2 separate regions of the Homo sapiens genome follow, and region 2 is linked to region 1. Evidence: chromatin loops called from intact Hi-C (ENCODE). Cell type or tissue: PC-9. All regions are shown on one strand. Each heading gives the region's core, and the rest is flanking DNA. Links, peaks and the distances in the headings are about the cores only.

Region 1 (2,912 bases), core at 1-2,500:
GAAGAAAAGGAGTTACTTGGCGGTTAGCAATATTCTATTTTGTTTTGTTTTGTTTTTAGAGACAGGGTCTCATTATGTTGACCAGGCTGGCCTCGAGCTCCTGGGCTCAAGCAATGCTCCCACCTCAGCCTCCCAAGTAGCTGGGACTACAGGCATGTGCCACTACACCTGGCAGTGTTTATTCTGATAAATACATTTATGAGCTCAAAAATGTAACTCTAAAACCTTATCTCTGAACTTCCATATTACCATCAGAAATTTAGATAGTTGTTTAGTTCTCTTTTTCTTTGTAGAACATAGATATAAGGCATGGTTTCATTGAAGTCAGTTGTATATACATGTAACTATCCTGATGTTCCCAAATAAAGCTCTGTATTTCTGCTTAGTTTATTGGGGAGGCTGCTAAATGTAGTGCATCCCAACCCATTTTACCCTGTTCTACTTTAAAAAGAGGTTGGCTTCTTGTTTGGATACAAGGACCAAGTCACTCCCCCAGGTTCCTCCACAGTAAGGGAGGCCTATTTAAAGCCGCCCATGGCACTAACAGAAACTGGACTCCTATGAGCTCAGATACATAACTGGGCCTCACAGGGGTGGGACAGTATGTAGTCTAGGAATTGGAAGGATCCATTCCATATCAAAGAACTGAAGCATCGTGTTGCCCTCTCAGCAGCAAGAGTAAGGTGATGCCCCTGTCAGTTATAGTTCCTGAGTTCCTCTGTCTTTGATTCTTTGCCTATTAGCCAGCTAGCTCACCCTCTTGTTTATGCCACTGTTTTTTATCCTATTCATGCCTTCTCACAGACAACTTTTCTTACCTACAGCTTTGGACTCATCCTTGTCTCCTTTCTGTTTCTTTTTCACTTTCCCTTCCCATCACCAACTTTCTGGGTTTTTTTCTGTTTCTTCTTAGAGTCCAGTGGCAGGGAGAAACTTGTCAGTCCAGTCTGTTGCCATTTTTCCTGTTTGAGAAAGACTCACCAGCTTTTGGCTGGCTCACAGATTGGCTTTCCTTGGGTCAGGACCCACCCTTTTCCCTGCCAGCTTTGGAAGCTTGACAGAATTCGAGTGTGCAGTGGTGGTAAATAAATAGTAAGGAACACAGAGCAGTCCTGGAGGCGTGCCTCCATCTGCTGATGAGAAAATCCAGTGCTGTCATCCAGCCCAGGTCCCAGCGGAATGGGCCTCTCTGTTCAGTAGGATCCCCCTCCTGCTGAGTGGTTCATGGCATGTTTCTGTTCAACGCTTTTCCATCTGTAGGATTCTTATTCTGTATTTATTTGTTTTTTTGGGTTTTTTTATTTTTTGAGATGGAGTCTCGCTCTGTCGCCCAGGCTGGAGTGCAGTGGCACGACCCCAGCTCGCTGCAGCCTCTGCCTCCCAGGACGAGGGAGATCCTCCCACCTCAGCCTTCCACGTAGCTGGGACTACAGGCATGCACCACAGGCATGCACCACCACGCCAGCTAATTTTTGTATTTTTGGTAGAGACAGGGTTGCATCATGTTGCCCAGGCTGGTCTTGAATGCCTGAGCTCAAGCAATCTATTTGCCTTGGCCTCCCAAAGTGCTGGGATTACAGGCATGAGCCACCACGGCCAGCCTTCTCATTTGTTTTTTTTATAAGGAAGCTATCTCTTCTTCCCTCCCCAACTAGGGTATTCTTTTTCCCTTTCGTCACTTTGCTCATGTACTGTATTCCTTCAACTTCATTAATGAATCCATTTGGAAGCAGTGAAAAAGGCAACTCAGAAAGCTAAGAAGAAATAGATAGAGGAATACTCAGAGCTATCTGAGTATTTTCTTTAGTTTGTTAGCTCTTTGGAGCTTTGAAACTGGAAAGACCCAGGGAGTGATGTGGAGAAAGAGACTGAGCTTGTAAGACACAGGAGCAGTGAGCTAAGGGAGATGGAGTAGTGGGGACAAATTCTGGCACATTCTGTCTACACTCTGGGTAGATAGAGGAGGGAGGATGGAGCACCCATGGTGGGGGTATGTTGGTGACAGCATTTTCCCACCAGCCAGTGTAACAAGTGGCTGATTTGGGGGAAAGATGGCATAAACAAATGAGAGAATGTGTTTACTATTTGATGTAGATGGGTTATTTGCTTCATTTTTCAAATCAGTGTATATAATCAAGAATATTCAGCATGTTTGAATAGACTGTCAGAGCTGGAACTCTTTCATTAACATCTCTGGCACCTTTAGTTTTAGCCCTGAACATTTTATCTTAAAATTAAACATTACCAAATGCCTTAGTTTATTTCATTTATTAAATTTATATTCTTATTTGTTATTTATATCAGCTTCCAATCAGAAGACTATACAACCTCCTAGGGTAAGTTAAAGTTTATTAAATGAATTGTGAATGATCATTTGAGGGATTAGACTGAGGAACTTGGTAATTGAGATATTTTGCTATCTGTTTTGTCTCACGTCAAATTAAGAGAATGTTGAAGTCATTGCATGACCTTTGCATGAATGGGTCCAGTTCTATTTTAAAACCTGTGTTTGGTCATTTTAGTGTCAATGGGATGGAATAAATGATTTCTTAAGATTGTACTGACTTCTCACACCCAAAACTGGAAAGTAGGAATAATGGCTATATTATCTCTGCAATCAGAAGGAAGCTGATTCCAATATATCACCTCACCTGTTGGATTCATTGGATGTGCATACACAGAATGACAATTTCAGGCTTAAAAATGAGGAGAAATCTATACTAAGTTGACATCACTGATAATTATAATCTATAAAATAAATGTAAATATTGCTGAAAACATCTGTTCGGAGTTATGATTCGATCCTCTCCCATACAAATGTTTTATAAACATTTTTTCCCTTAAAACTGTGCTTAAGGTTTCATTGTACCTTAGATACCTTATTAAGCCATCTGAGGAAATTGCAAGAAAGG
Region 2 (2,922 bases), core at 328-2,827, 53 kb after region 1:
GGGTTTCAGTTTAGATTATGCCTACGGCATGAGAGCAGGAGGCAGGTAGAGGGACTCTCATTCTGGCTGCAGCTCAGGGGCAAGTGACTTCACACAGGGATCAAACAGGTAAACTGCAGGCCTGATCTCCAGGCAGCAATACTACCCTCACTCCCATTTGTGTTCCTCCTTTCCTTATAACAACTTGGGAGCTTCACTCCTTATATTCAATCCCTCCTTGCTTGAAATACCTAGAGAGACTTTTATTTTCTTGAATGAATCTATAACCAATACATCAGTCCTCTGCAAAGCACAGAGGCCATGGCATAGAGATTTTAGGGGCTCTAGAAGGTCATCTTCACCAGAAAATACAATCTTACATTCTCAATTAGAGATAAGCCTTAACATGAAAATGTGCCGGGGATAGCTATCATATTTGCTCAGATACTTACAGGGGATCATTTGATTGTATCAGAGTCTGTCCTTAGAGAAGGTTTTCTGTGTCAAGGGGGAAGAAGGTACAGGGTGCTAAAAGCAACAGGGTAGGAGGAGGAAGCTGTAATACGAAACAGTAAAGAGAGAAAAGCCCTCAGCTTGAGGAAAAAGTATCAGTAGAGAAAAGTGCAGGCCTGCCCAGGCAGCTCTAACTATAATTTAACTTTTCTTTATGTTTTAAATTTTTGTAAAATATACGTAACATAGAATTTGTTATTTTCACCATTTTAAGTATATAGTTCAATAGCGTTATGCACATTCATATTGTACAACCATCACCACCATCCATCCCCAAAACTTTAACGTATTTCCAAACTGAAATTCTTCATCATTTATACAGTAACTCCTCATTTTCCCCTCCCCCTAGCCCCTGACAACCACCATTCCACTGTCTGTCTCTATGAATTTAATTAGTCTAGGAACATGATATTAGTGGAATCATACAGTATTTGTCCTTTTGCGTCTGGCTTATTTCACTTAGCGTAATGTCCTCCAGATTCATCCATATTGTAGTGTGTGTCAGAATTTCATTCCTTTTTAAGGCTGCATAATACTCCATTGTATATTTATACCATATTTTGTCTCTCTATTCTTTCATCGATGGACAGTTGAATTGCTTCCATCTTTTGGGTTATTGTGAATAATGCCACTATTGAGACGGAGCAGGGACCTCTCTTTGGGCCCTGCTGGCCACCGCCTCCTCAACCCCAAGGATGGAAATAAAGGAAAATCTTGAGTTTCTTCAAGAGAAATTCCAGGGACCTAGCTAGCCTTGTGAAGGGAATGAGCAACTTGATGTGCATGAAGGTTAATAATAAAACAGTTGCCACCCAAAAAGGTTAGAGCCACAAGCTGTTTGGTTCCTTATAGAAACTAACTATAATATTTTTTTTTTTTTTTTTTGAGTTGGAGTCTCGCTCTGTCGACCAGGCTGGAGTGCAGTGGCGCCATCTCGGCTCACTGCAAGCTCCGCCTCCCGGGTCACGCCATTCTCCTGCCTCAGCCTCCCGAGTAGCTGGGACTACAGGCACCCGCCACCATGCCCGGCTAATTTTTTGTATTTTTTAGTAGAGGCGGGGTTTCACCATGTTAGCCAGGATGGTCTCGATCTCCTGACCTTGTGATCTGCCCGCCTTGGCCTCCCGAAGTGCTGGGATTACAGGCGTGAGCCACCGTGCCCAGCCAACTCTAATATCTTGACATGTGTCCCCGAGTTGTTTTTCAGAAAGCCGGACCGCCAGATGGAAAATGCTGAGCACGGTCACATAGACCTCAGGTAAGAGGGCACTGAGGACTGAACTCTGAGTGCCACTTTTTTGTTCTAAATTTCTCCTTGGAGAGAACACGCCTGGAGAGTCATGCCCACAGGCCAAACCTCAACATTCCTTTCTGCTGACCCAAAGTTTTAGACAAGGCTTTATTTGCTTAACCAATTGAAATTCAAATAATCTCTGAATCTACCTATGACCTGTAAGCCCTCACATCAAGATAGCCTGCTTTCCTGGGCCAAACCAACACAGAACCATTGTGTATTTGATTTACAATTCTGCCTGTGACTTTTGCTTTTCTGAAATGTAGCCCTGTCTTTAAAAACCCTTGCTTGTAAGCTATGAGGGAGGTCAGGTCTTAAACATTCCCAATTCTCTCTGCATGGTGCCCTGCAAATGAATGCCCTCCTTCCTCTCTCTGCAAACCTCCATGTGGATGTTTGGCTCTACTGCACCAGGCAGGCAGATCCAGATTCTGTTTGGTAACACTATGATCATTAATGTACAATTATATTTTCAAGTCTCTGATTTCAATTCTTTTGGGTAGAAAAATTCTACATGAAAGTGGAATTGCTGAATCACATGGTAATTCTAGGTTTAATTGTTGAGGAACTATCATACTGCTTTCCATAGCACCTGTGCTATTTTACATTCCCGCCAGCAATGCACAAGGATTCCAATTTCTCCACATCCTCACCAACACGTGTTGTTTTCTGCTTTTTAAATAATAGCCATTCTAATGGGTGTGAAGTTGTATCTCATTGTAGTTTTGATTTGCATTTCCCTAATGATTAGTGACGTTGAACATCTTTTTATGTGCTTATTGGCCATTTATATATCTTCTTGGGAGAATGTAACTTGACTTTGTCCATGAATTAAAAAAAGAATAAAGAAATTTAAGTCTGTAAGAAAGGGAAAAAAGTGATTCCATTGGGGCCTCAGAAATTATGAAAAAAAGATTTGTAAAGAATGTGTGAGATCACATTCCTTACATAAATTGGGTAGGAACGAATGCAGATTGGGACTTCTCTGCCTAGTCAAATAAACTTATCAGAAGGCAGATTCCAATATAAACTCAAACAAGCAGTGAAATAAAATGCATTAAAGCACATGAATTTCTATTAAACACGACATAAAACCCTATAAAAATAAAACTCTCCTTATCATTCAAATTGCAATT

The links. Peaks named below come from ENCODE experiments on the same cell type or tissue, not always from the same donor. Only the 100,000 strongest peaks of a DNase experiment are listed, where the experiment ranks them.
Region 2: it touches region 1 in a loop (2.4-fold over the local background); 1 of 110 quality-filtered maps calls a loop at or near these places.

Annotation. Positions count from the first base shown.
Region 1 is chr3:108,051,363-108,054,274 of GRCh38, reverse strand. It overlaps CD47 (CD47 molecule), which reads left to right. Exons shown (of 11, transcript NM_001777.4): 8 at 2,305-2,336. Among named protein-coding and RNA genes, the nearest start is that of CD47, 38 kb to the left of the region's middle. In PC-9, for the core only: no CTCF peak of the experiment used is centred there; a DNase peak (open chromatin) is centred at 994; H3K27ac peaks cover 474 bases.
Region 2 is chr3:107,998,514-108,001,435 of GRCh38, reverse strand. No RefSeq gene overlaps it. Among named protein-coding and RNA genes, the nearest start is that of CD47, 91 kb to the left of the region's middle. RefSeq lists enhancers at 1,058-1,833, 1,700-1,994 and a silencer at 1,700-1,994. In PC-9, for the core only: no CTCF peak of the experiment used is centred there; a DNase peak (open chromatin) is centred at 1,855; H3K27ac peaks cover 2,500 bases.